Regions from separate parts of the Homo sapiens genome. Here regions 1 and 3 are each linked to region 2. Evidence: chromatin loops called from intact Hi-C (ENCODE). Cell type or tissue: CD4-positive, alpha-beta T cell. All regions are shown on one strand. Each heading gives the region's core, and the rest is flanking DNA. Links, peaks and the distances in the headings are about the cores only.

Region 1 (10,913 bases), core at 1,080-9,079, 55 kb after region 2:
GGTCATTTCATTTTCTTATTATTAGAGTTTAATTAAATGATAATTTAACCTAAATATAATTTCATTTTACCACGATGTTTCTAGGGTATCTCAGAGTAAATGCTTCTTTTGATTGATAAATAAATTTTAGATCTTAAGCAAAATGCATAGTCCTCTGTAATGTCTATGAAAGGTTTTTTTTTTTTTCTTTTTTTTTTTGAGACAGAGTCTCGCTCTGTCGCCAGGCTGGAGTGCCGTGGTGTGGTCTTGGCTCACTGCAACCTCCGCCTCCTGGGTTCAAGGGATTCTCCCGCCTCAGCCTCCCAAGTAGCTGGGATTACAGGCACGCGCCACCATGCCCGGCTAATTTTTGTATTTTTAGTAGAGATGGGGTTTCACCATGTTGGCCAAGCTGGTCTTGAACTCCTGACCTCATGATCTGCCCACCTCAGCCTCCCAAAGTGCTGGGATTACAGGCGTGAGCCCCCGCCGGACCTGTTTGTTTGGTTTTTGTTTTGAGACAAAGTCTTGCTCTGTCACCCAGGCTAGAGTGCAGTGGTGCTATCATGGCTCACTGCAGCTTGGAACTCCTGGGCTCAAGTGATCCTCGGGCCTCAGCCTCCTGAGTAGCTGGGACCACAGGCTTGAGCCACCATGCCCAGGTAATTTTTAAAATTTTTTATAGAGACAGGGTCTCACTATGATGCCCAGGATGGTCTCGAACTCCTAGGCTCAAGTAATCCTCCCGCCTCGGCCTCCCAAAGTACTAGAATAGTAGGTGTGAGCCACTGTGATGGCCCAATATATTTTTTTAATTTAATTTAATTTTTTTGAGACAGAGCCTTGCTCTGTCACCCAGGCTGGAGTGCAGTGGCGCAATCTCGGCTAACGGCAACCTCCACCTCCTGGGTTCAAGCGATTCTTCTGCCTCAGCCTCCCAAATAGCTGGGATTACAGTTGTGTGTCATCATGCCCGGTTAATTTTTGTATTTTTAGTAGAGACGGGGTTTTGCCGTGTTGGCCAGGCTGGTCTCAAACTCCTGACCTCAGGTGACCCACCCGCCTTGGCCTCCCAAAGTGCTAGGATTACAGGCGTGAACCACCACACCCAGTCTTAATTTTTTATCTCTAGGCCTGCCCTGAGATTTAAGCCTGTTCAACCCACAACCCAGGACAGCTTTGAATGTGGCCACAAATTCATATGCTTTCTTAAAACATTGAGATTTTTTTTTTAGTTCATCGGCTATCATTAGTTTTAGTGTATTTTATGTGTGACCCAGGGAAGCCAAAATATTGGACACCCCTGATCTAAACCCATTGCCACACTTGGGGAAAAACATGCCCAGAGGGGATAATCTTTCCCCTCCCCAGTGGAGGGCTCAGGTCCATTAAACTGCCTGACCTCCCAGCATTCGGGTTCCTCAGAGATGCAGATAGCCCATTTCACAAAACAGAATGCCCACAAAAGCCTGGGCTGCGCCTACAGGCTACCTGGGAGGTACAGGCCCACACAGAGAAACAAGAGGTGGCAACCTACAGTAAATCATGTTTTACCATTTCAACAGAAGTCTGGAATTATAGACCAGAGCCATATTAAGTCAAATTCCTACTTTCCAGTGGATTTTCCTGTGTATTGTCTCTAGTCGCTTCCCTGTGGTGATCAGATGTAAAGCTTATTTTGAAAAATAAAAGGCCTGCACAGGTCAGGGAGTGGGTTGGGAGAGCCAGAGAAGAGCACATTCCACCCTACAGGAGGCCTGGAGGAGGGAGGCCTTCCAGGAAAGATGGATGGCAGGGAAGGCAGGCTGGGAAGGAGAGTGAGGGACAAAGGCATCAGGGCTGAGTAGTGGAAAGGCCGTCCCTCCAGAAGTTCTGCCACAGCCACATTCAGGATCTCCTAAGTGAGCTAGGCGGGGGCCTTAAAAAGAACGGGTAGGAGGTTAACACACTTACTGTGGAAGTGGGCTATGAAGAAAGAACAGGTGTAACAGCCTCTCAACATCTATAGACCAGCAAATGCCATAAAATTTTACTGCCCTTAAAACTCATGGATAATATTTATTTAGTGAGCATAGGAACAGTGACTGGAATAATGAATACTTGCTATGTGTCAGGCACTATTTCTAGTTCTTCCCATACACAATATATATACATATACATATATATGTATACACACACATAACATTATATATGTCTCCACTCATTTAATCCTCTCAACAATCCTATTGTTACCAGAAAGGAGTGACACTATGAGGTTGGTTCTATTATTATTTCCATTTTACAGATGATGATATAGGCTCACAGAGGTTAAGTAACCAGATGTAACTCATAGGTGAGTGCTTTGGAAACTCTACTAAGATCCTACTTACACTTGAACTTCAGCTATTCTTATAAACCTGGATATTGAGGCAGCATTGTGTTTTTGTTTTTGCTTTTCCTTTGGTAGATATAGGGCCTCACTATGTTGACCAGGCTGTCTTTAAGTCCTGGCCTCAAGTGATCCTCCCGCCTTGGCCTCCCAAAGTGCTGGGATTACTGGGCCATGCTGCTCTATTGTACTCTTGTATACTGTTATGGATTCTGGAGCTAGATTGGGCTTGAATCCTGAGCTCTGCCACTTAGCAGCTGTGGTGTGACCTTAGCCGAATGAGCATAATGAAATCAGCCTGACCAACATGGAGAAACCCCATGTCTACTAAAAATACAAAATTAGCGGGGCGTGGTGGCGCATGCCTGTAATACCAGCTACTCAGGAGGCTGAGGTAGTAGAATCGCTTGAACCTAGGAGGCAGAGGTTGCGGTGAGCCGAGATCGTGCCATTGCACTCCAGGCTGGGCAACAAGAGCGAAACTCTATCTCAAAAAAAAAAAAAAAAAGAATGAGCATAATGATACTGCCTACTCTACAGGGTGGTTATGAAGATTATATTAGCTAATATATGCAAAGTTATTAGAACAATGTCTACAATATGGTCAAAGTTGACCACCACTAAAGGTCTATGTTAAATGACAAGTAGCAAATCGGAGTGGAAAGGACTATTATGCATAGCAAGGGGAACTGCTAACAACCTTAACAGCAAAAGGGAAAAGAGTGGCCAGGCTTGGTGGCTCATGCCTATAATCCCAGCACTTTGAGAGGCTGAGGCGGGCGGATCACCTGAGGTCAGGAGTTCGAGAGCAGCCTGACCAACATGGAGAAACCCTGTCTCTACTAAAAATACAAAATTAGCTGGGCGTGGTGGCGCATGCCTGTAATCCCAGCTACTCGGGAGGCTGGGGCAGGGAGGTGGAAGTTGCAGTGAGCCAAGATCGCACCACTGCACTCCAGCCTGGGCAACAAGGGCGAAACTCCGTCTTGAAAAAAAAAAAAAAAAAACAGAAAACACGGAAAATAGTATAATAAAAGACAGGTATGTACGGGACATGTGACCCTCCAGCCCTCAAATAAAAACTAGACATTCACAACCAGGTTGGGATAAAGAAATTGACCTGAGATAATGTCTACAACACTTAAGACAATTATCGGCAGCGCCGTGGCTCACGCTTGTAATCCCAGCACTTTGGGAGGCCGAGGTGGGCGGATCACGAGGTCAGGAGATCAAGGCCACGGTGAAACCCCGTCTCTACTAAAAATACAAAAAATTAGCCGGGCATGGTGGCGGGAGCCTGTAGTCCCAGCTACTCGGAGAGGCTGAGGCAGGAGAATGGCGTGAACCTGGGAGGCGGAGGTTGCAGTGAGCCGAGACTGCGCCACTGCACTCCAGCCTGGGTGACAGAGCGAGACTCAAAAAAAAAAAAAAAAAGACAATTATCAGTTTTTAAGTTTTTGCTATAAAGGATCATTAATGGTTAGCTTTATTATAATCCGGTGGTTTAACAAATCAATGTAGAAAAATGTTGATTGGGCCTTAGTCCTGTCAAAGATAAATTTTATGAAATTAAAATGAACTTGCATTTTTCAAACTTTGTGGCATTTACTTAGAGCAGAACTGGATTTACTGAAAGCAGAATATATTATTCAATATTACACATTAATTTTCAGAATAAAAATGTAAACATTAATTTAATTAACTCATTGGGTTTTTTAAACTACTGTTACTACAAATGACCTGCTTTTCAGCCAATATATACATAAAATGAGATTTATTTCATAGTAAATTCCATGTATATGTAATTAACAGACCCTCTATAACCAACTATGTGCATCGACAAAGTGTTACTTACTGTGCTGTGTGCTGAAATGGTTGCCCTCTGCTAGAGGGATAGGTATTGCCTTAGGGAAGTACCCTTTTCAATTTCAAACCAGAAAACTAGGAACTGTCAGGGAAGGTGTTAAGAAGGCTGTCAGGACCTTTTCCTTGCCCTGTCTCTTGGCCTAGTCTTGAGGAATCTAGGTGAATACCCTTCTTCCCCACTAGACTTGGCTCTTACAAAGAACTTGGCAAACATGTTTTGTTCTACTCTAGCCCCTACCATCAAGCCTGGCTAATGATTCCTTGGATGCTGGGAGTAAAGAGGGCCCAGTATGCATGAATAGCCCAAGACCTAGGAAGACAGGGATCCCCGTGAGCTGCAGAGGGTAAACAAATTCTATAAGCCACATGATCTTGATTGACGTCACTCTCACTCATAGAATTTATTTCTCCTAGCAGCTAGAACCCAGCTCAGCTGTAGACTAGATAATAATTCACAGCAACTGGTCCACAGCCTTAAAGGGGGAAGCAGTGCCTCCTAGAGGCAATTATGCTGGTGGAAGCAGTAATTTGTGAGACCTGAGGAGATGGTCCATACATCTTGGGGAATACAATAATGATAATATGGTCCGGTTGAACCTCTCCACTGGGATCTTCTCCATTAAGTTACAAAGTTTGGGCTGGGCATGGTGGCTCATGCCTGTAGTCCCAGCACTTTGGGAGGCCAAGGCAGGAGGATCGCTTGCACTGAGGAGTTTGAGATCAGCCTGGGCAGCAGAGTGAGACTCTCTACAAAAATAAAAAACAAAAATAGCTGGGTCCAGGCACAGTGGCTCATGCCTGTAATCCCAGTACTTTGGGAAGCCAAGGCAGGAGGACTGCTTGAGCCCAGGAATTCAAGAACAGCCTGGGCAACATGGTGAAACCCTGTCTATAAAAAATACAAAAAAATAGCCAGGCATGGTGGCGCACACTTGTAGTTTCAGGTACTTGGGAGGCCGAGGTGGGAGAATAACCTGAGTCCAGGAGTTGGGAGCTAAAGTGAGTCATAACCAGTCACTGCACTCCAGCCTGGGCAACAGAGAGAACTTGTCTGAAACAATAACAACAACAACAAAACAACCAGCCAGGCAGGGCATGGTGGCTCACACCTGTAATCCCAGCACTTTGGGAGGCTGAGGCAGGGGGATCACAAGGTCAGGAGTTAGAGGCCAGCCCGGCCAAGATGGTGAAACCCTATCTCTACTAAAAATACAAAAATTAGCCAGGTGCGGTGGTTGGCCCCTGTAATCTCAGCTACTCAGGAGGCTGAGGAAGGAGAATCGCTTGAACCCTGGAGGCAGAGGTTGCAGTGAGCTGAGATTGCACCACCACACTCCAGCCTGGGCAACAGGGTGAGACTCCGTCTCAAAAAAAAAAAAAAAAAAAAAAACCTACTACGAAAAAAACCGACCAGCCAGGTGTAGTAGCACATGCCTATAGTCTCAACTACTCTGTAGGCTGAGGTACAACGATTGCTGGAGCCCAGGAGGTAGAGGCTGTAGTGAGCCATGATCATGCCACTGCACTCCAGCCTGGGCAACAGAGCAAGACTCTATCTCAGAAAGAAAGAAAAAGGAAGGAAGGAAGGATTGATTTGTGGTTTCATTTTTATTTAAAGAATGCAGTTGTGTGTGTGTGGTGGGGCGGGTTTCAGAGATGGGGTTAGGGGGTCGTGTCTCATTATGTTGCCCAGGCTGGACTCTAACTCCTGGGCTCAAGGGATCCTTCCACCTCAGCCTCTGGAGTAGCTAGGACTACAGGCACACATCACTGCACCCAGCTCAAATAATGCAGTTTTTTACAGTATCATCTATTCCAAGGGTTGCTAACCTGTTCCCTTCAACTCCATCAACTCACTCTGGGTCCTCACTTGGGTAAGAATAGACCAGCTCTGATGGCCCTTGGCTTGAATTTATTGAAAGGGTATAGACTAAGGTCAGCTAATTCCATTTAATGGGAAAAAAGAGCTTATTGAACATATGACCACATACTAGGTAATGTAATGTGCTAGGTACCAAGCTATTACTGAATGTTAATGATACCTTCTATAAATGACAAGGTGTGGGATGTGTTTGGACTGCTTTATTTTTTCTAGGGACAGAGTCTCACTATGTTACCAAAGCTGGTCTTGAATTCCTGGGCTCAAGCAATCCTCCTGCCTTGACCTCCCAAAGTGCTGGGATTACAGATGTGAGTACCACACCCAGCCTGCTTCTCGAGTTGGTGGATGACGACATGAGAAACCAAGAGGACTGTCTCTCCTTGTCTCCATGTACTCTGACAAGATTGCAGCTTTGTCACAGGCCAGAAACAACTGGGAAACACTTCCTCTATAAGTGGGCCTCTGTAATCTATTGGTTACTTTTCCACATCTCATAAATTATGTACTTCCCCAAGTGAGCTAACTTAGCTGGGAAGTAAGCAAAATTGACCCTTTAACAATAGGGGTTTGAACTTTCTCCCACAAGAATACAAGCTCCACAAAAGCAAACATTTTTGTCTGTTTTAATCATTGCTAAATCCCCAGTGGCATAGTAGCTGCTCACTAGCCGCTTATTTATTTGTCGAATAAATAAATGATGAAGCCAGGATTCAAATTTAAGTCTGTCTGGCTTTATTTATTTATTTTTCAGGAACGGGGTCTCACTTTGTTGCCCAGGCTAGAGTGCAGTAGTGTAATAATAGCTCACTACATCCTCAAACTGCTAGGCTCAAGCAATCCTCCTGTCTCAGCCTCCCACGTAGCTGGAACTACAGGTGCACACCACTAGGCCTGGATAATTTTTTTTTTTAAGAGATGGGGGTCTCACTATGTTGCCCAGGCTGGTCTTGAAATCCTAGCTTCAGGCAATCCTTCTGCCTTGGCCTCCCAAAGTGCTGGGATTATAAGCAGGAGACACCGTGCCTGGCCCTGTCTGGCTTTATTTTATTTTATCCTTTCTCACCATTCCTATTCAACCTGTCTGGCTTTAAAGAGTAATTTTCAGCTGGGTGCAGTGGCTCACGCCTGTAATCCTAACACTTTGGGAGGCCAAGACGGACAGATCACCTGAGGTCAGGAGTTCAAGACCAGCCTGGCCAACATGGTGAAACCCCATCTCTACTAAAATACAAAAATTAGCTGGGCATGATGGCGGGTGCCTGTAATCCCAGCTACTTGGGAGGCTGAGGTGGGAGAATCTCTTGAACCCAGGAGACAGTGGTTGCAGTGAGCCAAGATTGTGCCACTGCACTCCAGCCTGGGCGGTTGAGTGAGACCCCATCTCAAAGAAAAAAAAAAAAAAAGACTAATTTTCTTCCTACTGTCTGTCTCTCTTATAATTATTCTCATCACCTACCATATAGTGTGAGGAAAATAAAAAAAGAATAAAGGAAAGGGGCAGGGCATGGTGGCTCACGCCTATAATCCCAGCACTTTGGGAGGCCAAGGTGGGCGGATCACCTGAGGTCAGGAGTTTGAGACCAGCCTGGCCAACGTGGTGAAATCCTGCCTCTACTAAAAATACAAAAATTAGCTGGGCATGGTGGTGCGTGCCTGTAATCCCACCTACTCAGGAGGCTGAGGCAGGAGAACTGCTTGAATCCAGGAGGCGGAAGCTGCAGTGAGCCAAGATCATGCCATTTCACTCCAGCCTGTGCAACAACAGCAAAACTCCATCTCAAAAAATAAATAATATAATATAATATAAAGGAAAGGAAGAATGAAAGGGAAGGAGAAAGAGATGGTACCAAAGAGGATGGGATGAAATTCAGGCTCGGGCATCAGCTGCAACATGGAGCCCCTTGGGTCTCTCCTCCCTAGCAAACTAGTAGTTTTGTTGGGGTTCCAGATGACATTTCTCTTCCACAACTGCTTCTACTTAATTTGTTCCCTAAGTCTGTTGTTATTTGTGATTATAAAAAAGAAAAGCTGGAAATTATGGAACAATTGAAAGAAGAAATAATCACACAAAACCCTTCCATCAAAATACAACTACTGTTAGCAGATTTTGAATGTCCTCAACACAAAGAAATGATAACTGTTTGAGGTGATAGATACGCTAATTACCCTAATTTGATCATTATACATTGTATACATGTATTGAAATGTCATATTGTATCCCATAAATATGTACGATTATGTGCCAATTTAAACAATTTTATATATATACATATACATATATATCTACTCTTAGTTTATATCTTACTACATTTCCTTCTAAGCTTTTTCCTGTGTAAATATTTTAAACTTAGCTGGGATCATTCAGTAATTTCATATCTTGATTTATTCCTTTTTTACCATCATTTTTAATTTCTGTCATATACTAACATTATTTTGAGGTACATGATCTCATCATACTCAATGTAAAATTCTCAGTTAAATAAAGTGAGATTTTACTGCCAACTGGTATTAAATTTTCATGTTTTTCACATTGATTCTGTGAGAAGAGAATGTTAAAATTCCAGTTCTTACAACTGACAAGAGGAAAGATTTTTACAGTTCCCTCTGTCAAATATTTTTTAAACTGCAAAGAATCAATACAACATATGATTGTGTTTCTTTATAAAGCTGAGCAAATGCCATTATTCTCTGAGTATTTTCCCCTCCTAGGTCCCTCTAGATTACGATCACTGGGAGAATAAATGAATAGCCATTAACCCCAAAAGTGAACAATTATCTTGAACTATAAGGGAGGTGAAAATATCCAAATAGAAAGAAATTTGAATCAGGCTTTTTACTTAATATACACATAATGTTGTCTTCATCTAGTATATAAGACCATTCCATAAAGAGTTCTGTAGATTAATACAGTATGGAAGTAGTCTTAGTTATATAGCTGAAGGGAGTGACAAAAGATTTAAGAGAATATAGAATTTCTAAAACCAGCAAAAGGAACTATAGTATAGTGACTAGACTAGAGTTGCAGACCTGTTATGCTATTTACTAGCTATGTGACCAAAAGTGATCAAAAAACAAAACAAAACAAATAAACAAAACCCTATTCCCATAGGTTAGAGGTGGGTATTTTTAAGTATCAATCATAATTCAATTTAATCCTTACACCAATGCTATTAGGTTGGCAAGTTGCTTACCTAGTTTTTATCCTCCCTTCTATTGAGAGAATATGTCCATATCAAAACAAAACAAGAAAATAATTCATTTCCCAGGCACTCTGGCAGCTAAGAATGGACACAGTTCTTAACAAAATAGGTGGAAGTTGAAAGATGGAGATTCCTGGAAAGCTTTTCATACAGGAGGCAGACTGGCAACCACCAATGATTCAGGCAAGAATATGAAAGGATGCTAAAATTGGAGAGTGAAAGTTTGATGAGAAACAGGATATTTATACAGTATTAAAGCATGTTCCCAAATGATACTTACTAATTACAAGGGGAAAAAATAGTAACTGTACAATGGAGAAGACCGGTAGACAGTACTTTAAACTATTAATCAAAAGTGATATCACTGGCAGGGAGTGGTGGATCCTGCCTGTAATCTTGGCACTTTGGGAGGCCAAGGTGGAGGATTGCTTTAGGCCAGGAGTTCAAGACCAGCCTGGGCAACACAGCGAGACTCTCAACAGAAATCAAAATAAAATAAAATACATTAGTCAGGCATGTTGACAAGTGCCTGTAGTCCTAGCGACTCAGGAGGCTGAAGCAGGAGGATCCCTTGAGCCCAGGAATTTGAAGTCACAGTGAGCTATGAATGGGGCACTATACTGCAGCCCAGGCGACACAGTAAGACCCCATCTCAAAAAACAAAAACAAACCAAAAAAGTGGTAACACTAATAATGGGAAAAATAGATGTCATATACTTTCTGAGAGGATATACTATGAGAAGGACAGCACTTCTGTGATATTCTAATTGTGAGGCAAGCTCAGACAAACCTAAATTGAGGGGCATTCTACAAAATAACTGACCAATACTGTACTCTCCAAAACATCAAGATTATGAAAGACACAGAAAGATGGAGTAACTATTACAGATTAAAGACAGCTAAAGAGACATGACATCTAAACACAACATATAATCCTGAATTGGATCCTAGACCAAAAGAAAAAAACTTTTTCCCCAAAAAGGAAATTAGTGGGACTACTGCCAAAATTTGAATAAGGCCTGTAGATTAATTAGATAATGGCAATGTATCAGTGTTCATTTCCTGGTTTTGATTATTAAAATCATTGAGAAAATACTTTTGTCTTTAGTAATTAGACACTGAAGTATTTAGGTGGTCAAGTGACATCATGCCTACAAATTCCTCTCACATATTCAGGGGGAAAATATATACATTTAAAGAAAAGAAATGATGCTGGGCACAGTGGCCCACGCCTGTAACCCCAGCACTTTGGAAGGCCGGGGCGGGCAGATCACGTGAGGTCAGGAGTTCGAGACCAGCCTGGCCAACATGGCGAAACCCCATCTCTACTAAAAATACAAAAAATTAACTGGGCGTGGTGGCGAGTGCCTGTAATTCCAGCTACTCAGGAGGCAGAGGCAGGAGAATCACTTGAACCCGGGAGGCGAAGGTTGCAGTGAGCCAAGATCGCACCACCGCACTCCAGCCTGGGCAACAAAAGTGAAACTCCATGTCAGAAAAAAAAGAAAAGAAATGATAAAGCAAATGGGGTAAAAAGGTTCACCTTTTGCAATCTCTCTGCAATTCTGAAATTAGTTCAATATAAAAAGTTAAAAGGGTAGAAGAATGGGAAAGGCAC
Region 2 (10,913 bases), core at 1,734-9,733:
GCACAGTGGCTCATGCCTGTAATCCCAGCACTTTGGGAGGACGAGTAGGGCAGATCATGAGGTCAGCAGATCGAGACCATCTTGGCCAACATGGTGAAACCCTGTCTCTACTAAAATACAGAAAATTAGCTGGGCCTGGTGGCGTGTGCCTGTAATCCCAGCTACTTGGGAGGCTGAGGCAAGGGAATCATTTGAACCCGGGAGACAGAGGTTGCAGTGAGCTGAGATCACGCCATTGTACTCCAGCCTGGCGACAGAGCAAGACTCCGTCTCAAAAAAAAAACAAACAAACAAAAAAAAAAAACAAAAAACCGTGACAATAACCAAATAAGACTTAAGTCTTTTACACCTTCAAAATATGTCACCATGGCATGTCAACCAATCCTCCCTAAAAATTGGTTATTTGGCCCCAGACACTATTTAGCAGGTTGCTCACATCACATCTTTAAGCAATTTGAGACTATATGGGTCTGTGTATAGAACGCATCATAGTTTTTTGTTTAAGTTCAGTCTTTTACAGCCTTACAAATGTTAAATGCTAAAGGCTATAAAGGAGCTGACTCACCTGGTCTTGGTCCTCTAGGAGGAAAACCAGGTCGTTCTCTAGGTCGTTGTTCACGCACACGAGGTGGCTGAGATTGAACTTCTGGTTTAGCTTCGACTCTTGGCTAAAATATAAAGAAAAAAAAACATTATAAAAAACACTCCACTGGAGAAAAACCAACCAAAGCACCTAACGACAAGTCACTAGCAGACATAACAGTAGTTTTAAGTTTAGAATGTTTTTAACATAGTGTCCTATGTATGAGAAAAATAAATTTTTATCAAGATATTCTGTACCAATCTAGGACTGTAGGTAGCTTTTGTTTTCCCACTTAATGCTGTGTAACTCACAATAAGTTGCTTTTTACAGTCACATTTTTTCATTAAAGTTATATCAACACTGAAATAGCATAAAAGGTATTGCTACCAAAAAAAAAAATCACAAAAATGCAAGATGAACCACTCCATGTAAATACATAAACAAAATTAAAAGCCATCTTCATCTTAGACAAGAATACATAACACATAATTTCTGAAAATCTAATTTGCTATCCTTCAAATGTAACAGTGCTCAGTAGTATTGCCTAAATCTCTGCCCATAACCTTAAAATCAGTATTTTTATAGTTCAAAGTATAAAAATTAGCTTGCTCTAACACCTGAAATTGCTACCTGTAAGGTTAAAATGCATGTTAAAAAAATGACAGAAACTTATAGGAACTTGTATGTAGCATCTCAAATAGTTAAAGTCCTTTAGCTCCCTACTGTTCTTCCTTATGAGAAAAATATGCATTTGAAGTATTGGTCCCAACGATTTTCCTTAACTAGGGGTCTGGGAGTAATAGGACAGTTTAAGATGCCTCCCAAAAGTTTCTGCCAACTGCTGAATTAAACATATAATTATTTTTAAAACAAAATTACATCGGCGTCTGCTATTACCTTTTCCTCAAGACAACAGCATTTTCAGTATTCCCAACCTCTTCAGACCTTCTACTACCCAAATATTTATGGTCCAAGGAGAGACAAATATATGAGCCTACAAAGGATGCTGAAAACACCCAACAGGATATGGAGAACATGTCCTCAACTCAGAAAGCTAGTAATTTCAGTCCCATCTTTAAAGATGGTCATCTCCATGTAATCCCAGCACTTTGGGAGGCCAAGCTGCGCGGATCACCTGAGGTCAGGAGTTTGAGACCAGCCTGCCCAATATGGCGAAACCCAGTCTCTACTAAAAATACAAAAAATTAGCTGGGTGTGGTGGCAGGCACCTGTAACCCCAGCTACTTGGGAGGCTGAGGCAGGAGAATCGCTTGAACCCGGAAGACGGAGGTTGCAGTGAGCCAAGATCACGCCACTGCACTCCAGCCTGGGCAACAAGAGTGAAACTCCTTCTCACAGAAATAAATAAGTAAATAAATAAAAAAGTGGTCATCTCTGAGGACCTCAGTCCATGCAGCGGCTCAAACTCTTTAATCATTTATATAACAGATATTGTAATTTACAAGGACAAATTCTGACACAAAAATGCTTCCTTCAGCCAGGCACAGTAGCTCATGCCTATCACCCCAGCACTTTGGGAGGCCGAGGCGGGCAGATCACCTGAGGTCGGGAGTTCGAGACCAGCCTGACTAACATGGAGAAACCCTGTCTCTACTAAAAATACAAAATCAGCCGGGTGTGGTGGCACATGCCTGTAATCCCAGCTACTAGGGAGGCTGAGGCAGGAGAATCACTTGAACCTGGGAGGCGGAGGTTGCGTGAGCAGATCATTGTACTCCAGCCTGGGCAACAAGAGAGAAACTCCATCTCAAAAAAAAAAAAAAAAAAAGCTTCTTTCAAAAATGACAATTTAATGTAAATGATTTCAGCCACTGTAACCAAAAGGAATATTAACTCCTATGCTAACAGTTTAACCAAGTTTGCCTGCCTCTTCCTAAATTCTGTTTTCCTCTATGTCAATGTCCTATTTCCCTCAAGATGAAGTTGCTTACCATATTCTAGAATTCTACTAGTTATAAAATGAATATTTTTAACTCTCTCCAGGTTTTGTTGTTATTTATATGTATTTACTCCTATAAAGTCTGTATCTTTTATTTTTTTAGAGAGACACAGTCTTACTCTATTGCCCAGGCTGGAGTGCAGTGGCACAATCATAGCTCACTGTAACCTCAAATTCCTAGGCTCAAGTGATCCTCCTGCCTCAGCCTCCCAAGCAGCTGAGACTACAGGCACGCCAGTGCCCAAGGCCCATATCTTAACTTACTTTTACATCACCCAAAGAACCAAGCACAGTGCTATTAGACACAGATGTTCAGTAACTATTTGTTCATTTAAATTAAATTACATTTTTAGTTCTCTGACCCAAAACATGCAGGATAATGTTCTATGTCTGACAAAGATACGTAAGTGACAGCCCTGAGACCACCGCTATCTGTATTTGGGGTTTAATTCTATATAATAATTTGATGCAAAATGTGATGCTGAAAAAGGCAGTTATTTAGAAACTTCAACTAAGGGGGTCTAAAGGCATACTTCAGTATGAATATAAACAGAATTAGAGAATAAACGTACTCTGTCAAAGTTTAATAAAGTGAGTGTATTACTGGCAATTAATAAAAACACTAAATGCACCTTTATTACAAAATTTAAGAAAAACCTTAGACTCATTCAATCCAAATGTTATCAAAGAACTTGAGGCCCTGGTCTTGACTGATTTAAATTCTTTTCAAAACAGATTATCAAAACACGAGTAACTACAAGTAGCAAAATAAAGTTCTTCCTTATTCTTTAAGGATGAAAATTAAAAACAGATAAAGTTAAATATTAATAATTTCCAACATCTTACAAATAATTCATGCCATTGATTTAGGAATCTGACTTTAAGTAGATATCTGATGATGCCAGTTTAAGAAAAATACAAGAACAAAAAGCTAACACTGTCCCTTTCAGTAACTGATTGACATATGTTAACTAAGTCAGCTGCATACTTATAATTCTTCAGGTCTCCAGTTTCATGATTAAAACTAGTTTTTCTGAACAGATAACATGGCCAATATGCCACACAGTAGAGGGCCTTAAAATTAATTCCATGCAACCAGAAAGTATGATCAAATGACAAACCCACAAATGAAGGTCAAACAGAATATGAAGTAAGTACAGAACCATCAAATCAAGTCAATAAAAGCAGGTATAACCACAAATAATAAGCCCTTCAATTAAACATAAGCTTTGTAGGTGAACTAGTCAATTTCCAGACAAAATATTTTATTCAAGAAATTAACTTACCTACTTCTAAGTTAATGCCTACCAATACCCTGGAATTAACTTCCTTTTATCAATAATCTATGTTCAAAGTACAAGGAAATGAATACTACACAAAAGTAACAAACTAAAATTGAAGGATTATTAAATCAAGTAGAAATATCATGAATCCATTTTAAGTATAGCCTAAAGACATTAGAACGTTCTTTTAAAGTTTAAATTCTAAACATTTAAAATTTTTGTTTTATTAAAGGGGTGGCATAGGAAATACAACTTCATTTCCTACAACTAACTTTGAAAATATATTTAAGGCAAACTACTTGAGATAAATATGAAGGTATTTTTCTGGGCAAGAGACTAGGATTTAATCAGGCATGTCTTAAGAGTCCTCTTTGATGCAAATACAGATAAGATACATGACTCTGCAGCAAGGTGCTGGAGAATTGCATAAGGTTTACATGAGGCTGGGCGCAGTGGCTCATGCCTGTAATCCCCACCGTTTGGGAGGCCAATGCGGGTGGATCACTTGGGTCAGGAGTTTGAGACCAGCCTGGTCTACATGGTGAAACCCCGTCTCTACTAAATATACAAAAATTAGCCAGGCGTGGTGGCGGGCACCTACAATCCCAGCTATTCGGGAGGCTGAGGCAGGAGAATCACTTGAGCTGGGGAGGTGGAGGTTGCAGTGAGCTAAGATAACGCCACTGCCACTACCACTGCACTCCAGCCTGGGCGACAGAGCGAGACTCTGTCTCAAAAAAATAAACGTTTACATGAGCCACATATGGACTCATGTCCCACTGCATGACTTCAAAGCCCAACCCTACTATGTACATAAATGTCTGTGAGTTACTCTAGACCTCAATTTTTTGATCTCTAAAACAGAAACAATAGTACCCACCCTGACAGGGTGGTTGTGAGGATTCACTGAAAATGAACAAAAAGTGCTTCACACAATGCTTGGCGCATATCAAAGGCATAAGCACTAGCTATTTTAACTTTTAACTGTTTAAACTCTCTGAAATGAAATAATCCAAAGGTTCCAAATCCAAATCTGATAGGAAATGAAGATTCCAAAAGAAGGGCCAAAAGTTATTTATTGGGTCTTCATATGGGTAGAAAAGCACAAAACAATACTGCACAAACTAATTTCCTTTGTTAAGATGGAACTCTGGGTGACCATCTTACATAAGGGTAACCACGCATTGCCTGAATACCCAAATGAAAAAAAAAAAAAAGTATCACGGGCGTATTCTACTTTTATGTAGCTGATTATGTGTCCCAACACCAAAAAACTAAAAATTACTACTTTTAAAACCTCAAAATTTCACTGCTTAGAACATATAAAAGATACATTTATATACTAACATTTCAAACATAAATTTTCTAGTGGAATGAAGTTTAATGCAAAATGTAGGGAAAAAATTGGACACCCTTTATATGCTGATAAACTTAATTAGAATTTAGTTCATTCTAAACTAAATCTAACAAACTTCTTAGGTAGGCAGTGTCTTATTTTCACATTTTTGAAAGCTCTGAAATGGGTAAGATGACAAACAGACAAAAAGCAGAATACTAGAATGATCAGTTAAGGTGAACACTACAGTCATAAGTTGGTACAGGCTTCAATTAAGTGGTGTGAACCACTTACACACTGAGAGCTTAGGCAGCGTATGTTAAAAAGTTTCCTGGTTTTTTTTTTTTTTGCTTTAAAAAAAAAAAAAAAAACAAAAACGATTCTTTATTACGCCACACTACTTTGTGCCTCTCCGAATTTCTTACCTAAAATATTTTTGCTAAATAGAATTTGAAGCTTTTGAAAAAGGAACATTCTTTTTGTTATTTTAAGAAGCCTTTTAAATGACAATATTATATACTGGTAAAAACCAACTTAATCTGTATTTCACACACCCAAACCCCAAATACCACCTATGTAGATGATGAATGGAGATTTGACATTTAAAGTGGGTGCACTGACATATAATACAAGTTTTTTGTATATTTAATCCATAATTTCTGATTGACTCATTTTTAAAAGTATTTTAAAAATAAGCAATTGGCAATGTAACAAGGATACAATCCAATGTGTTCACAGATTGGTTACCTGTGAGACTGGTGCTTTAACATGGGGTGGAATTCCAGAGGAAGAAACAGTACCACTAGGAGGCAGGTTTTTACTGGTCACTGAAGCCCAGGAGAAAGCCTGCAGGAAATGCAACAAACCTAGACTACTAATCATGGAAAACCACCAACATTCCTATAGGGAAACTTCCAAATATATATTTTCTTTTCATTTCTAAACTATTGCTCTATATTGGAAGACTCCTAAAAGAAAGGCACACACACACATGCCAGTCTATGTGCCAGCTTTCAAAATCTCATTATGCAAGCTTATTTATAACTTTTGTCTGACTACTAAGTAAAACCATAAGCAAGTTCCTACGTACTCTAAGTAGATGAGCAAGTGGCAAACAAAACCACTAACAAACATGCTAGAAAAACCTGAACCTAATAGAAACAATTTATTTCCCCTTTGGGGGTAAGATAGGGTGTGTGATGGTGTTAACGGGAGAGGGAAGGATAGGAAAGAAGAGAGTATTAGCTGGAAACTCTGACATTCACAAATTGAACAAAGAATCTCCTCCTATCACCACTCAAATATACTTTAACCTTTGACTTTGAAGAAAGATAAAAGAAGTTTCAGGTAGGCTTACATGATACACTAAGGATGTCACTCATCTTTCCAAGATAGTTTAATTGGTGTAGAAAGGAAACTGATCCCATTTAAACCACAAACAACAGGTATCTCTTCTTTTAATTATAGACCAACTTGTTTAAGTTGGGAAACTGCATGATTCCTGGTGCATCTGTGCTCAGAGAATTTAATACAGAATGAAAGAACAACTGACAGCTCTATACATGGATCCAAATAATTTCATATAAGTTACTAAACAATGCATACAGACAAGGATTCATCTTAAGTTATAAGTTTCACTCTTAGAGGGGTATTTTGCGGGGCAGGGAAACAATAACATTTTCTCAGGTAACAAACAAACCCCACAGCTTCTTTCATATACATAAAATAATTTACTAAACAATTTAACATAATAGAAAAAGGTCATACTTCATTAACAGCACCAAATTTGAACATGTGATGTTGTAAGTCTAAAGAGTTCTTTGATCTAACCTTTGGTGGTTCTTGTGGCAGAGAAACAGGTTCTGCCGGAGGAGGAGTAGTAGATTTCTCCTCTAGTTCTTCTAAGTTCTTCTCCTCCACTTGTGGTTTCAGCTCTTCAGTCTTTGTTTCAGATTCTGGCTCAGGTTCAGGTTCATGAGAGGATTCTTCCAAAGGCTCCTCTATGCCATTACTACAATAAAATATTTAGTTCACTTTTTAGTAGGAGTTCAAGTAAGAAAAAATTCAATTTCTCTCTAATCCAATGGGTGTAACTAGTTATATGCCAATAACTTGTTCTAGATCTACAAAGTATTCAAAGCAAAATTCCAAAAAGAGCTATAAGACAGAAGGAATAATACTCTCAAGTAGCAGTTCTTTAATCCCACCATTTCAAAACTGAATTACTAAGAATGTTTACTTTAGTGCTAACTATAAACCTTATCTTTTATAAAAATAAAATGCTTACTCTGTGTTGTCTTCAACACTCTACATTATCAGTAAGGAACCACTGTTTTGGTGCAAGCCATGTTCAATTTTTGTATTAAATAAAACCATTCTTTCCAAATTTCTTGCATATACACAATAGGTACTCAAATACTGACATAATAGGTGGTTTTATCAAGAATTTACTTTCAACAATAATTCTAGGAACAGAAACCACCTTGCTGACATAGTTCAGACCAAATTTAACCTTGCAAATAGTATGCTTACGTCACAGGGTGAGCTTCATAGTAACCACTGTTAGCATTTTCTTGCACAGGTTCAGGAGATGGTTGTCTTTCTTCTTGTTCCTCTTCTACTTCATCTTCTGATTCTGAAAATACATAATACAGCACATCTTTTTTAAAGAGGCTTCACAATTTCTAACGGACATATTTTTAACATGTTTAAGGAAGTGGTATGATAGCAAAAAAGAAAATTTGACAATTTTCTTTCCTTTTTTTTTTTTTTTGAGATGGAGTCTTGTTCTGTTGCCCAGGCTGGAGTGCAGTGGTGTGATCTTGGCTCACTGCAACCTCCGCCTTCTGGGTTCAAACGATTCTCCTGCCTCAGCCTCTTGAGTAGCTGGGGTTATAGGTATGCACCATCATGCCCAGCTAATTTTTTTTTTTTAAGTAGAGATGGGGTTTTCACTGCATTGGCCAGGCTGGTCCCGAACTCCTGGCCTCAAGTGATCCACCCGCCCTGGCCTCCCAAAACACTGGGATTCCGGGCATGAGCCACCGCGCTCGGCTCCAATTTTTTTTTTTTTAATAACAAAGGCATTCAACTACAATATCCCCTGTTCTCTCAAAAACTGGAGAGCAAGGATGAAGTTTAATATTTATTGTACTCTATTAGAAAAAAACAAATCTTTCAGTAAAAGGAAAAAAGTTATATTAAAGCCACAATTTAGCTTCCTTTGTAACATATATTTAATAGAGCAATAATGATAAAGAAACTAACCACTGTACATCAATGGAAGATCAATTAAATAATTACGGCATAGCCACAACATAGACAGCCAACAAAGACATATTATTACATTAAAAAAAAGGAAGCTTTGAGTCAGTGTAATTCCACATTTATAAAAATACATGTTGCCAAGTATAGAATCCAAAAACCTTCTCCAATAGGCACCAAACTTGGTTATCTACAGAGGATGAGACTGAGGGGAACCTTTTTCCTTGACATCCAAATTTTGTATATTTTCAAACAATGGACATCTTTTTGTAACAACGACAACAACAACAAAACCATGAAAAAAGGATGTTTGACACAGTTACAATAAAGCAGCAAATTTCCGTAGATGTCATACTTATAGAAATTAGTCCATAAAGAGTACCAACAGAACCCTTCTATCTTCATATCTTCAAAGTAACCTCACCTTCATCAAGTTCAGGCTCAGAATCACCAAACACTTCATCTTCATAACGAAACATATCATTGTGAACATAAAATTTATTTGGAACAGATCCCTATAGGAAACAACATTTATTCCATAAATATCCAGAAATCTGGTATTATATAAAAGAGCAAATTACATGGCATACACAATTTCTCATTTTAATACTAGAGATCTTGACTCAATATAATTTTCCAATGCTGAACATGCTATGATGTTTATATAAAATAAAAAGGTCACTCAAAAAAACATAATAGCAAAACTCGCAATTACTTTTGCACCAACCTAGTAGAACTCAAGAAACAGCTATTTAATAGAAAAGAAACCAAAAGAACTCTTCTATTTTGTTTTCAAATGTAACCTTTCAAATATACCAATATATTTTTTGTATTAATGTAATCTTAATCATCTATTTACAAACTTGTATCAGTATTTGATTTTTAATTCCAAATAGTCAAAGCACATGTACACACACGCACTCACTCAAACAACAGGTCAAACACAAATTCCCCAAAAATAACAATATGCAAATCTAAACCTATTAGAAGAAACCTCTGGACACTTCAACCAACTAGCAACCATATAAATGAAAACTAAGTGAATTGAGAAACTTACTTCAGGAGCCAGAACAAAGGTTTGCATAAACTTTCTTTCTGGTTGTCCACTGTTAGACAGCAAACCCATGACCTGGACAACTACTCCATCACTCAAGGTTGCATGAGCATCCACATGACGAATTTTAGTATGACATTCACTGAAGTTCAGAGATAATACTTTGTGGTGTATATCCTTTATTAGGGAGGGAGGGAAAAATATAAACTCTGTGATACTGCATTACCTACACAATAATATTACCTACCCTCATTGATTTCCTTACAACTCTGCAATATTAACTAATCTTCCTGAACTGAATCCAACGACCATGCTGTGCATCACTGCCAGAATGATGTTCCTAAAGAAGAAATCACAATAGCTCTCCAATATTGTGCAGTAATCTGGGCTTTATACAGCTTTCTCCCACTTTTCTGTAGTAAGTATTTGGTCATTCTCACAAATTGTGTTGACGGCTCCTTGAACTTACACATAATTTTACTGTGTGTTTGCTGATGCTATTTTTTGTCTACTTATAATTCCTTATTTGGTAAGGCCAAATCTTGTGGTCTCACATCCTCTACACAAAGTCTTCCTTCCCTGTTAGGCCATAGGAAACATACATTTCTGTGCATTCCTATAGCATAGGGTTTAGCTCAGATTTGTATAAACTTAATACACTGTCTCAACTATCTCATGTATAAAATACATCAATGATATAAAACATACCATTTTCTCCTTTGTAGCCATCGTAATATAACACCATGTTTCATACAAAAATGATGTTTAAGAACTCAAGCATGTTTGACAATTATTGTCAAACTGAACAACTATTGACAATTTATGCTGACAATTACTGTCAAACATAAATTTCAGTTACCAATAACAATCATATTGGGGAAAAAAAAAAAAAGCCGGCCGGGCGCGGTGGCTCACGGCTGTAATCCCAGCACTTTGGGAGGCTGAGGCGGGCAGATCACCTGAGGTTGGGAGTTCGAGACCAGCCTCAACATAGAGAAACCCCGTCTCTACTAAAAATACAAAATTAGCCGGGTGTGGTGGTGCATGCCTGTAATCTCAGCTACTTGGGAGGCTGAGGCAGGAGAACTGCTTGAACCTGGGAGGCGGAGGTTGTGGTGAGCTGAGATCGCACCACTGCACTCCAGCCTGGGCAACAAGAGCAAAACTCCGTCTCAAAAAAAAAAGAGAAAGAAAGAAAGAAAAAAAAAGCCATGGACACAAGAAGGCTATTTTTTAAAATCTCCATCTTAACACAAAATTTCTAAACTACATATGAAATTGATACTTACATTTTGGCCATAAACAGCTTCCTGGGGCTTTCCACTAGCATCTACTCCACCATGAACATAGGAAGAATTCCTGCCATAAAACCTGCAAAACCATAATTAATGATTAACACTGAATTGTCAAGAGAAGCCTAAGAAGCAGAATTC
Region 3 (10,913 bases), core at 1,382-9,381, 120 kb after region 2:
GGCCTCCCAAGATGCTGGGATTACAGACATGAGCCACTGAGCGTGGCTGGAGTAATGACCTTTTAAAGTTGTACAAGGCCACATTGTTTCATTCTTTCCTGGCTATCCAGTATTTTGGGTTAGACAAACCATTTTGCCATTCAAATTTATTTCTTCCATTAGTTTAGGATTTCTTATACTATCTGCTGAAAGGTTGTATTTGACACCAAACTCTACCTCTGCAATTTTCTTTTCCTCATAAAGAGTAGCGGAGATACCTCCAGACATTGAACTGTGTAAACCCAACAAAGCATTATATTTGGAATCCTTGCCCTTATTTGATTGAGTGTGTATTTCTAAGGATTTGCCTTGTTAATCATGGAGCATGATTTGCTCTGGACTTATTTTCCATTCCGATTTATTTTATATTTGCATATAAGTTTGAATATTTTGTATTTGATGCTGTATATTTTGTTGCATAAGCATTTTTCTCTATTGTTACCTACAACTTGATAAAAATTCTGTAATATTTAAAATAGCAATTAGAAAAATTAAATTCTGGAGCTAGGAGATCATATCAAGCTAATTAAATCTCCATATTTATAGTGAAATGCCCAAGACCCACAGAAACCAAGTAAAGTTAAGTGTTCTTTGTTAGCCATGTCTTACTCATCTTTTTATTTATGGTATTGGCCGTGTGACTTTTTCATCCTAAGTTTTAGTAAATATCATTTGGATTGCTCTTAGCCTTATAACTGGTTAATGGCAAAGCAGAGACAAAACTGAAGCATTCTTAACTCCTAGTCTATGGATACAGTTTTTAAAATTTGTTGTACTTAAAATTTTGTAATATGTATATCAATTCAGTATTATAGGTAGTGAACTTAATACAGTATGTAACTTACAAGAAGGACATTTTTTTTTGAGATGGAGTCTAGCTCTGTCACCCAGGCTGGAGTGCAGTGGCATGATCTCGGCTCACTGCAACCTCTGCCTCCCGGATTCAAGCAATTTTTCTGCCTCAGCCTCTCGAGTAGCTGGGATTACAGGCATGTGACATCACCCCCAGCTAATTTTTTTGTATTTTTAGTAGAGACAGGGTTTCACCATATTGGCCAGGCTGGTCTCGAACTCCTGACCTTGTGATCCACCCACCTCGACCTCCCAAAGTGCTGGGATTACAGGCGTGAGCCACCGCGCCCGGCCGAGAAGTACATTTTTTATTCTTTAATATTTAAGTGTCATTTTTAAGAAATGTCTTATTTAACTAGGTATCTATCTATTAGAAATTTGGGGTATCTTTCCTTGACTAAAATATGACTATGTATCTTTAAAGCTTCTGTTCTATTCTTTCCATGTCCTGCAATTTAAATAAGAGGATATCATGCAAATCATAAATTATGTCTCCCCACATCTTTTAATTTCATTACCACTTATTTTCATTTTCAGATATAAAAGTGCTCTTAAAAAAAATAACTGCATTAGGCCAGGCGTGGTGGCTTATATCTGTAATCCCAGCACTTTGGAAGGTCAAGATGGGTGGATCACCTGAGGTCAGGAGTTTGAGACCAGCCTGGTCAACATGATGAAACCCTGTCTCTACTAAAAATACAAAAAATTAACTGGGTGTAGTGGCGGGCGCCTGTAATACCAGCTACTTGGGAGGCTGAGGCAGGAGAATCGCTTGAACCTGGGAGGCGGAGGTTGCAGTGAGCTGAGACTGTGCCATTGCACTCCAGCGTGGGCAACAAGAAAGTAACTCTGTCTCAAAAAAAAATAATAATAATAACTGCATTAATTCTGGAATCTCCTGTTTTCCTTTAACTCTTTACCTTTTTATTCTGCTCCTAACCTTTTTTCAACTTTTATTTGAGACAGACAAATAAGTGTCTATTTATATTGGTTTTTATTAATTTTATGATCACAGATTAAGTTCTGTTTTTGTTGTAATGTCTGGATTATTGGTTTTTACATGTTTTATAACCTTTTTTTTATTTTAATAAACCTATTCAAGAGGGTAAAGAGAAAAGAAACTAAAATATACTAAGACCTTGAAAGCTAGTGGGTTCTATAGAACTTATTTTGTCTCCTTTAGTCTTTATAAAAACCCTGTGACAAAGATATTACATGAGTATACTATAAGTTCATGTAATTTGCTTAAAGTTGGCACAACTAGTCAGTAGGGCAACCAATTTTTTATTTTTTTATTTCATTAGTTTTTGGGGAACAGTTTTTGGGGAACAGTGTTTGGGCAACCAGTTTTTAAACCCACTTTATATAACTCAGAGCCTAAATATTTTCTCCACTGTATTTCTTCTTCTCTTTGTTAGTAGTTAAACTGAAGTTGGCAGCATTAAGTGGGAGAATTTGACATCCAAAAATAACTGTTTTCACCTTTTTCTCTCATATTAATGTTGAAAGTTGACAAGAAAATGAGTGGAATAAGCCCAATAAAGTCATAGGCATTTTTTGTCTTATATGAATACTTACCTACTCAGTACTGGTAGCCAACAGCTAGTTTGCCTCTATGGGACTTTTTACTACCTATTTGCTATTCCTCTTCCTCTACAATAATATCTGTGCTTTTTTTTCGTAAAATATTTGTTGTCTCTTTTACCATCATGCTATTATTTAATACTTAGGGACTCATAAATTGCATAATACCAAAATAAGCAAAAATGGGTAACAGTGAGTTTTTATTGAATGATAAAGATATTATAAAATATATAAACTGTATCCAGCTTACCAGGAGCTGAGAAAAACTGGAAGTCAGAGGCAATGGCTGCTGTGAATTGTCTTGTGTTGGACATGCCATTCACGAAGCATCAATTTTCATCTTCCTTTTTTATTTTGACTTAGAATCAAGTTTTGGGGATTTGAAGGCCAGATGTTTACAAGAATTTCTGAACTTTCTCTACTAGACTGTGGTGGTGTTCATTGATTTATATTATTGAATTGCAAGTTTTTCATTATTACTGTTGTGAAGCAGGTACAGTGGCATTCCTGAGACAGATACTTTCATGCTCAACTCTTTAGCTGCAACGAAAGCTATGTAGTGGTTAATGAATATAAAGGAATTCTAGTATGTTTATATCATAAAGTTGAAAGATAACTGAACTAGGAATTGTTAGAAGAGGATTCTAGTCTAGTGTCTGTCTCTTTGAGGTTTATAACCTTAGGGAGACAAATTGCTTAACTATTCTGTTCTTGTTTTCCTTATGTATAAAGTAAAGGAGTTGGGCTTGCAAAATCTCTGCCAGTTCTAAAATTCTGTGATTTTTGAAGTAATTTAAAAATGTCTCATAAATTTTGTACTCCACTAAACATTCTCTTTCTTCTCTATAGGGCGTCTTACTACTGCAGGCACTAACAAGAAGCAATGGTGCAATCCAGAAAATTGTTGCTTTTGAAAATGCTTTCGAGAGACTACTGGACATTATTTCAGAGGAGGGGAACAGTGATGGAGGTATAGTATGAAGAAATTATTTGAAGACATTCCTTTTGTACTCACTGACTTGTTAGGGTATAGGGAATACAGTTGGAGGGAGAAATGGGGACTCTTATTTATACTCTTTGTTTTTCTTTCACTATGGCATGTTGACTATCGATTTCTCTTTATCCTGTTTCATATTTGTTAGGCTTTTACAATCTAGGTTGGTGTCTTTCCTTGTTTAGAAAATCTCACCTATATCTCTTCAAATACTGTATTGCTAGGTTTCTTTTATTTTTCTGAAGCTATAGATTATTATGCATGTCCTTTTGCAGATTTGGTGATAGGGAGTTGAGTTGAAGGCAGAATTATATACTGAGTGAATAGGGAGGACACAATTGAGAATTAATGGGAAAGGTTAGAAATAGTCTTTTGGAGAATAGGAGAGCTAGTTAATTATTGTAATTAGGAAGATTTTCAAAGTGATACGAACCCCAGCTGGGCTTGATGGCTCATACCTGTAATGCCAGCACTTTGGGAGGCTGAAGTGGGTGGATCACTTTAGGCCAGGAGTTCGAGACCAGTCGGGCCAACATGGCAAAACCTCATCTTTACTAAAAATACAAAAATTAGCTGGGCGTGGTGGTAAACACCTGTAATCCCAGCTACTTGGGAGGCTGAGAAACGAGAATCACTTGAACCCGGGAGGTGGAGATTGCAATGAGCTGAGATCGCACCGCTGTACTCCAGCCTGGGTAACAGAATGAGACTCTGCCTCAAAAAAATAAAAAGGGGGATAAGGGCCCCATTAAGGGTATTCACCATGATTTTACAATAGCACCAACTACTTGAGTGTGTAATTTATTTTCTCCCCTAGCAGCACTCAGCTGCCTAGGTGCAAATATAGAAAAAAAACTCAGTTTTTCACAGGGTTGGGCCTTTTCTGGGAAGGTGCTATGAAAAGACAGTAAGACAAGAGAACATAGTATATTCCTATTCCACTTCTGTAGAGTGGAAGAAACGAAAATCTCTATAATCTAAGCTAGATAGGGAAGGAAATAAAAACAAGGGAGTTTCTAAAAAAGGCATTTGGTTGGTGGGCCAAGAGACTCAAGGAAGCCATGGAACAAATGTGTTGAAAATACTTGAGCCACAAAAATAGGTTTTAGTAAGAGAGGATTATCGCCAAAGATGAGGCAAAAAAACTGAGTGGTCTAGGTATTAGACGGGTTGCTGTTGAAATTAAAATTAAGTAGACAGCAGAGCTTAGAGAAAGAAGACTTTGAGCAAGATGCCAATGATGTTTTCCGTGGACAAAGGATAGTGACTATGAATTTGTTATATATCTGCAATGAGAAGTCGTAAGAGATGGTACAGCCATATAGCCAAGCCTCAAGGGAACAGGAGATTTTATGAGAGTAGAGGAACTATGGTCTCTCGAAAGTACACTGGGCTGGGAGGGTCACAGCTTCAACATGCTGACTCTAAGGTACATGGGATTGAGAACATGAATTACTTTCACTTGAGAACATTACAAGATAAAGCAGATTCTTTAAAGAAACGGAGCATTTCAAGATATAATTGGGTTATAGGGTGTTTTATTAACCAATATCTGAGAGTTGGCAATGGCATCATGAAAGGGTTTGAAAAGATTAAATGGAAGAGGGGAAATGCAAACTATTGTAAAATGAAAAACTGGGAAAGCAGAGATGACCAGAGAGGTGTACATTTTTGGAGGCAATTGAAGAAAATAGGGTTTTAAGGAAAGATAGAATTTGCTAAGTTTTCCTAGTTGCTAAAACAAGTTTCAGTGGCTCTTTGTAAGTGATAGTGGCCATTAAGGCTCTAGGGTTCACTAAGGTGCATGCTGGAAAGAAGGCCTGCCAGTTGTAGTGAGGGCTTTTGACATGCTTTTTCCTTCAAAGCCTTCAGATGGTCCTAATGGCAGACCATATTTAATAGATATTTATGGTCCTACCTAAGAGGCAGATAGAGTGGTTCCTCCTCATAAGATGAGGATCCATATGGTTCCTCAGTAGGAGGTGAGGAAGCCTCTAATCTGGAGAGATTAGGTCTGGTTAAATCAGGAATTCTTGAAAAGCATTTAAAATGTGCACCTTAAGCATTTTAAAGTTAAATGTAATAAAATAAAGGTGTATATTTATGTACTAATCTTTGGAATAGGGCCAGAACTACTACCTTGAATATGGGTATGCTGATTAAAGTTTTTCATCATCTTCCTTGCATACATCACGCCTATAATATATCATGTAGGATTTGCATTTTGTTTTCTTTAAAATAGATTGCAGGATATATCTGGGTTTTTAAAATTACTTTTCTATCTTTTAGAATTGTATTATCCATATTTAACAGCTATATTTTTAGTGACGTCCTTTCATTGAGTTTTGCCAAAGACTTAAATTTAATTTTCAGCAAAATAACTGTTTTCACACATATTTTGGTAGTTTTATATAGTATTTAATTAATAACCAGTGCAAATAGCATGGTAGATTTGTGAATGAAACAATTGATTCTTAGATGCAATACCAAAAGTGTGATCCATAGAAAAAAATTGATAAATGAGACTTCATTAAAGTTGAGAACTTGTGCCCTGCAAAAGATTCTGTTGAGAGAATGAAAAGATACTTCACAGATGAGAAGAAAATATTTGCAAAACACATGTTTGAAAAGGGACTTGTATCTAAAATATATTTAGAACTCTTAAAACTGAAAAATAAGAAAACAATAAGCCAATTTAAAGATAGACAAATGATCTGAACAGACATCTCACCAAAAAGATATACAGATGGCAAATGACCATATGAAAAGATGCTCAACATTATATATCACTAGGGAACTGCAAATTAAAACAATGAGATATCACTACATACCTTTTAGAATGAGGAAAACTAAAGAAAACATTGACACCACCAAATGATGGCGAAGATGTGGAACAACAAAAACACATTTGTTGCTGATGGGAATGCAAAATGGTACAACTACTTTAGAAAACAGTTTGGTGGTTTCTCACAAAGCTAAACATAGTCTTATGACTCAACAATCACGCTCTTTGGTATTTACCCAAATTAGTTTAAGACATATTCACACAAACATCTGCACATGAATATTAAAACACCTTTGTTCATAATTGCCAAGACTTGGAAGCAACCAAAATGTCCTTTAGTAGTTGAATGGATAGATAAACTGTACTACATCTATACAATGGGATGTTATTTAGCAATGAAAAGAAAAGAGTTATCAAACCATGAAAGGACATAAAGGAACCATAAAGGCATATTGCTGAGTGAAATAAACCAGTCTGAAAAAGCTACATAATATATTATTCCAACTATAGTTGACCTTTGAATAACTTAGGATTTAGGGACACCAATGCCCCAGTTGAAAATCTACTTTTTAACTTTTGGCTCCCCCAAAACTTAACCGCTAATAGACTATGTTTACCAGAAGCCTTACCAATAACATAAGCAGTGGATTAATACATTTTGTACGTTGTATGTATTATATACTCGATTTTTACAGTAAAATAAGGTAGAAAAAAGAAAACATTAAAATCAGAGGGAAGAGAAAATATATTTACTGTTCATTAAGTAAAGTGGATTATCATAAAGGTCTTCATCCTTGTCATCTTCATGTTGAGTAGGCTGAGGAGCAAAAGGAAGGATTGGTCTTGCTGTTTCAGGGATGGCAGAGAGGAAGAAAACATATATATAAGTGGACCCACGCAGTTCAAACCCAACTGTTGTTCAAGGGTCGGCTGTATATGACATTCTGGAAAAGGCAAGACTATGTGGACCATAAATATTTAGATCAGTGGTTGCCAGGGATTTGGGGATAGAGGAAAGAAGAGATGAATAGGTGAAGCTCAGGGTATTTTTTAGGGCCATGAAACTATTCTGTATGATACTGTAATGGTGGAGACAAGAGATTATACTTCTGTTAAAACTCATAGAACTTTATAGCACAGAGTGAACCTTAATGTAAACTGTGGACTTTAATTAATAATAGTGTATTAGTATTCATTTATGAATTGTATTGCAAGAAATGTACCACATTAATGCAATATATTAATGATGGGGGAACTGGAAAGTACAGGCATACATTATTTCATTGTATTTCCCAGGGAATATGTTTTTTACCAGCTGAAGGCTTGTGTCAACCCTGCATTGAATAAGTCTGTTGACTCCATTTATCCAACAGCACGCCCTCACTTCATGTCTCTGTCACAATTAATATTTCAAAAGTTTCATTATTATATCTGTTATGGTGATGTGATCAGTGATTTTTGATGTTACTATTGTAATTGTTTTGGGGTACCACAAACAGTGCCCATATAAGAGGGCAAACTTAAGCAAAAATGTTTTATGCATTCTGACAGCTCCACAGACTGGCCCATCCTCTCTCTCTCCCACTCTGTCTTCCCCTCTTCCCCTCCCTCCCTCGGGCCTCCCTATTCCCTGAGACATAACAATATTGAAATCAGGCAAATTAATAACCCTACAGTGGCCTCTAAGTGTTCAAGTGAAAGAAGAGTTGTATATCTCTCACTTTTAATCAAAAGCTAGAAATGATTAAGCTTTCTCTGCTGAAGATACAGAGGAAGGCATGTTAAAAGCTGAGGCCAAAAGCTAGGCCCAATAGCCAAGTTGTGAATGCAAAGGAAACGTTCTTAAGAAAATTAAAAGTTCTACAGCAGTGAACACATGAATAATTAGAAAGCAAAACAGCCTTATTGCTGATATAGAGAAAGTTTTAGTTGTCCAGATTGAAAATGAAACCAGCCACAACACTTCATTAAGCCAAGCGTAATCCAGAGTGACGCCCTGACTCTTCAATTCTGTGAAGACTGAGAGAGGTGAACAAGCTGCACAAGGAAAGTTGGAAGAATGGATATTGTGCATGAAAGTAGCAGATGTTGCTGCGTGAGATCTAAGGAAAGAAGCTGTCTCCCTAACAAAAGTACAAGGTGAAACAGCAAGTGCTGATGTAGAAACTGCAGCAAGTGTATCCAGAAGATTTAGTTAAGATAATTGATGAATTATGCTAAATGTTCAGCATAGACAAAACAGCCTTCTATTGGAAGAAGATGCCATCTAGAACTTTTGTATCTAGAAAGAAGTCACCCCCTGGCTTCAGAGCTTCAAAGGACAAGCTGACTCTCTTGTTAAGAGCTAATGCACTGTTGACTTTAAGTTGAAGCCAGTGCTCACTTACCATTCTGAAAATCCTAGGACCCTTAAGAAATATACTAAATCTACTCTGTCTGCCCTCTATAAATGGACAACAAAGCCTGGAAGACAGCACATCTATGTAATAGCATGATTTACTGAGCACACATTTACTGAACACACATCTCTTACACTTCTGTGTAAGAGCATGGTTTTCTAGGCCCAGTGCATTAGAAAAAACGATTTTCAAAATATTACTTCTCATTGACAATGCACCTGATCACGCAAGAGCTCTGATGGAGATGTAAAAAGAGAATAATACTGTTTTCTTTTTTTTTGAGATGGAGTCTCGCACTGTCACTTGGGCTGGTGTGTAGTGGTGTGATCTCGGCTCACTGCCACCTCTGCCTCCTAGGTTCAAGCAATTCTCCTGCCTCAGCCTCCTGAGTAGCTAACATTACAGGCACCCACTACTGTGCCCGGCTAATTTTTTGTATTTTTTTTTTTAGTAGAGATGGGGCTTCACTATGTTGGCCAGGCTGATCTTGAACTCCTGACCTCATGATTCGCCCACGTGGCCTCCCAAAGTGCTGGGATTACAGACGTGAGCCACTGTGCCCAGCCAATAATATTGTTTTCATACTGTTAACACAACATGCATTTTGCAGCCCATGGATCAAGGATAAATTTTGACTTTTTTTTTTTTTTTTTTTTTTTTTGAGATGGAGTCTCACTCTGTCCCCCAGGCTGGAATGCAGTGGTACAATCTCGGCTCATTGCAGCCTCTGCCTCCCAGGTTCAAGCAATTCTCGTACCTCAGCCTCGTGAGTAGCTGGGATTACAGGTATGCACCACCATGCCCAGCTAATTTTTGTAATTTATTAGAGACAGGGTTTCACCATGTTGGCCAGGCTGGCCTTGAACTCCTGACCTCAAGTGATCCATCCACCTCAGCCTCCCAAAGTGCTGGGATTACAGGTGTGAGTCACTGCACCCAGCAATTTTGACTTTCAAGTCTTAATATTTAAGAAATACATTTCATAAGGCTATAGCTACATAGATAGTGATTTCTGTAACGCATCTGGGCAAAGTAAATTGAAAACTTTCTGGAAACGATTTGCCATTCTAGATACCATTAAGAACATTTGTAATTCATGGGAAGTCAAAATACCAAGATTTACAGGAGTTTGGAAGAAGTTGATTCCGGCAACCCTCATGGATGACTTGGAGGGGTTCAAGACTTTAGTGGAGGAACCAACTGAAGATGTGGTATAAATAACAGGAGAATTAGAAGTGGAGCCTGAAAATGTGATTGAATTTTTGCAATCTCATGATCAAACTTCAACAGATGAGGGGTTATTACTTATGGATGAGCAAAGAAGGTGGTGAAGATGCTGTGAACATTGGTGAAATGACAACAAAGGATTTAGAATATTACATCAACTTAGTTGATAAAGCAGTGTCAGGGTTTGAGAGAATTGACTCCAGTTTTGAAAGAATTTCTACTGGAAGTAAAATGACTCACTGAAGACTCAGGTGGTCATTAGCATTTTTTTAGCAATGAAATATTTTTAAATTAAGTTATGTACATTCTTTGGACATGATGCTATTGCACACTTAATAAATTACATTATAGTGTAAATGTAACTTTTGTATACACTAAGAAACCAAAAAATTTGTGGGACTGACTTGATTGTGATACTTGCTTTATTGCAGAAGTCTAGAACCAATAAGTAGATGTCTGTGTAGAGAAACTCTATTTGTACTTACTTTTTCTATAAGCCTAAAACTGCTCTAAAAAATGATGTCTTTTTAAAAAAAAAATAATTTATTTTTGTCAACATACAGCTCAACTATTAGGAATAAAAGTGTTGATGTACCAGATGAGCTTACTTGTCGTTACGTACAGCATCCAGCATCAGTCAATATGTTTATCAGAAGAAACGGAGGCTATTGGTTAATCTATTAGTACTTGGTAAAGTAGAGATCAATTGGAGAGTTTTCACTGTGATAATAGTGAAAGCTGTAGTGTGGATGAAACTGCCCTGGAGAGTATATGCTGTAAACAAAGAAGAAAAAGGATAAAACCATGGAGGACAGAAACAATGAAAGATTGAGCACCTGCAGAGCTGTAAGGAAAATCAAGAGAGCATAATGTTTTAGAAATCAAGGGAAGTTTCAAGGAAGAGACAAACCGACAATGTTAAGAGCTTCTTAGAGATCAAATAAGATATGGTTGATTCATTCAACAAATGTTTAATAGTTAAGTACTGTGTATATACATGATATCATGTCTCTGTCTCTGCTAAAGATACAGA

Evidence for each region. Peaks named below come from ENCODE experiments on the same cell type or tissue, not always from the same donor. Only the 100,000 strongest peaks of a DNase experiment are listed, where the experiment ranks them.
Region 1: it touches region 2 in a loop (5-fold over the local background); 10 of 110 quality-filtered maps call a loop at or near these places.
Region 3: a loop joins it to region 2, with 2.5 times the contacts of the local background. A loop is called at or near these places in 11 of 110 quality-filtered maps.

The regions. Positions count from the first base shown.
Region 1 is chr4:75,703,840-75,714,752 of GRCh38, forward strand. It overlaps a transcript of G3BP2 not described here. Among named protein-coding and RNA genes, the nearest start is that of USO1, 15 kb to the right of the region's middle. RefSeq lists an enhancer at 1,178-1,923. In CD4-positive, alpha-beta T cell, for the core only: CTCF peaks have their summits at 4,721 (motif pointing left) and 4,927; a DNase peak (open chromatin) is centred at 4,682.
Region 2 is chr4:75,648,074-75,658,986 of GRCh38, forward strand. It overlaps G3BP2 (G3BP stress granule assembly factor 2), which reads right to left. Exons shown (of 12, transcript NM_203505.3): 3 at 10,770-10,851; 4 at 9,484-9,657; 5 at 8,851-8,941; 6 at 7,695-7,797; 7 at 6,993-7,173; 8 at 5,910-6,008; 9 at 566-668. Among named protein-coding and RNA genes, the nearest start is that of G3BP2, 20 kb to the right of the region's middle. In CD4-positive, alpha-beta T cell, for the core only: a CTCF peak has its summit at 5,972 (motif pointing right); DNase peaks (open chromatin) are centred at 7,018 and 7,698; H3K27ac peaks cover 922 bases.
Region 3 is chr4:75,771,352-75,782,264 of GRCh38, forward strand. It overlaps USO1 (USO1 vesicle transport factor), which reads left to right. Exons shown (of 24, transcript NM_003715.4): 8 at 3,325-3,445. Among named protein-coding and RNA genes, the nearest start is that of USO1, 52 kb to the left of the region's middle. In CD4-positive, alpha-beta T cell, for the core only: no CTCF peak of the experiment used is centred there; no DNase peak of the experiment used is centred there.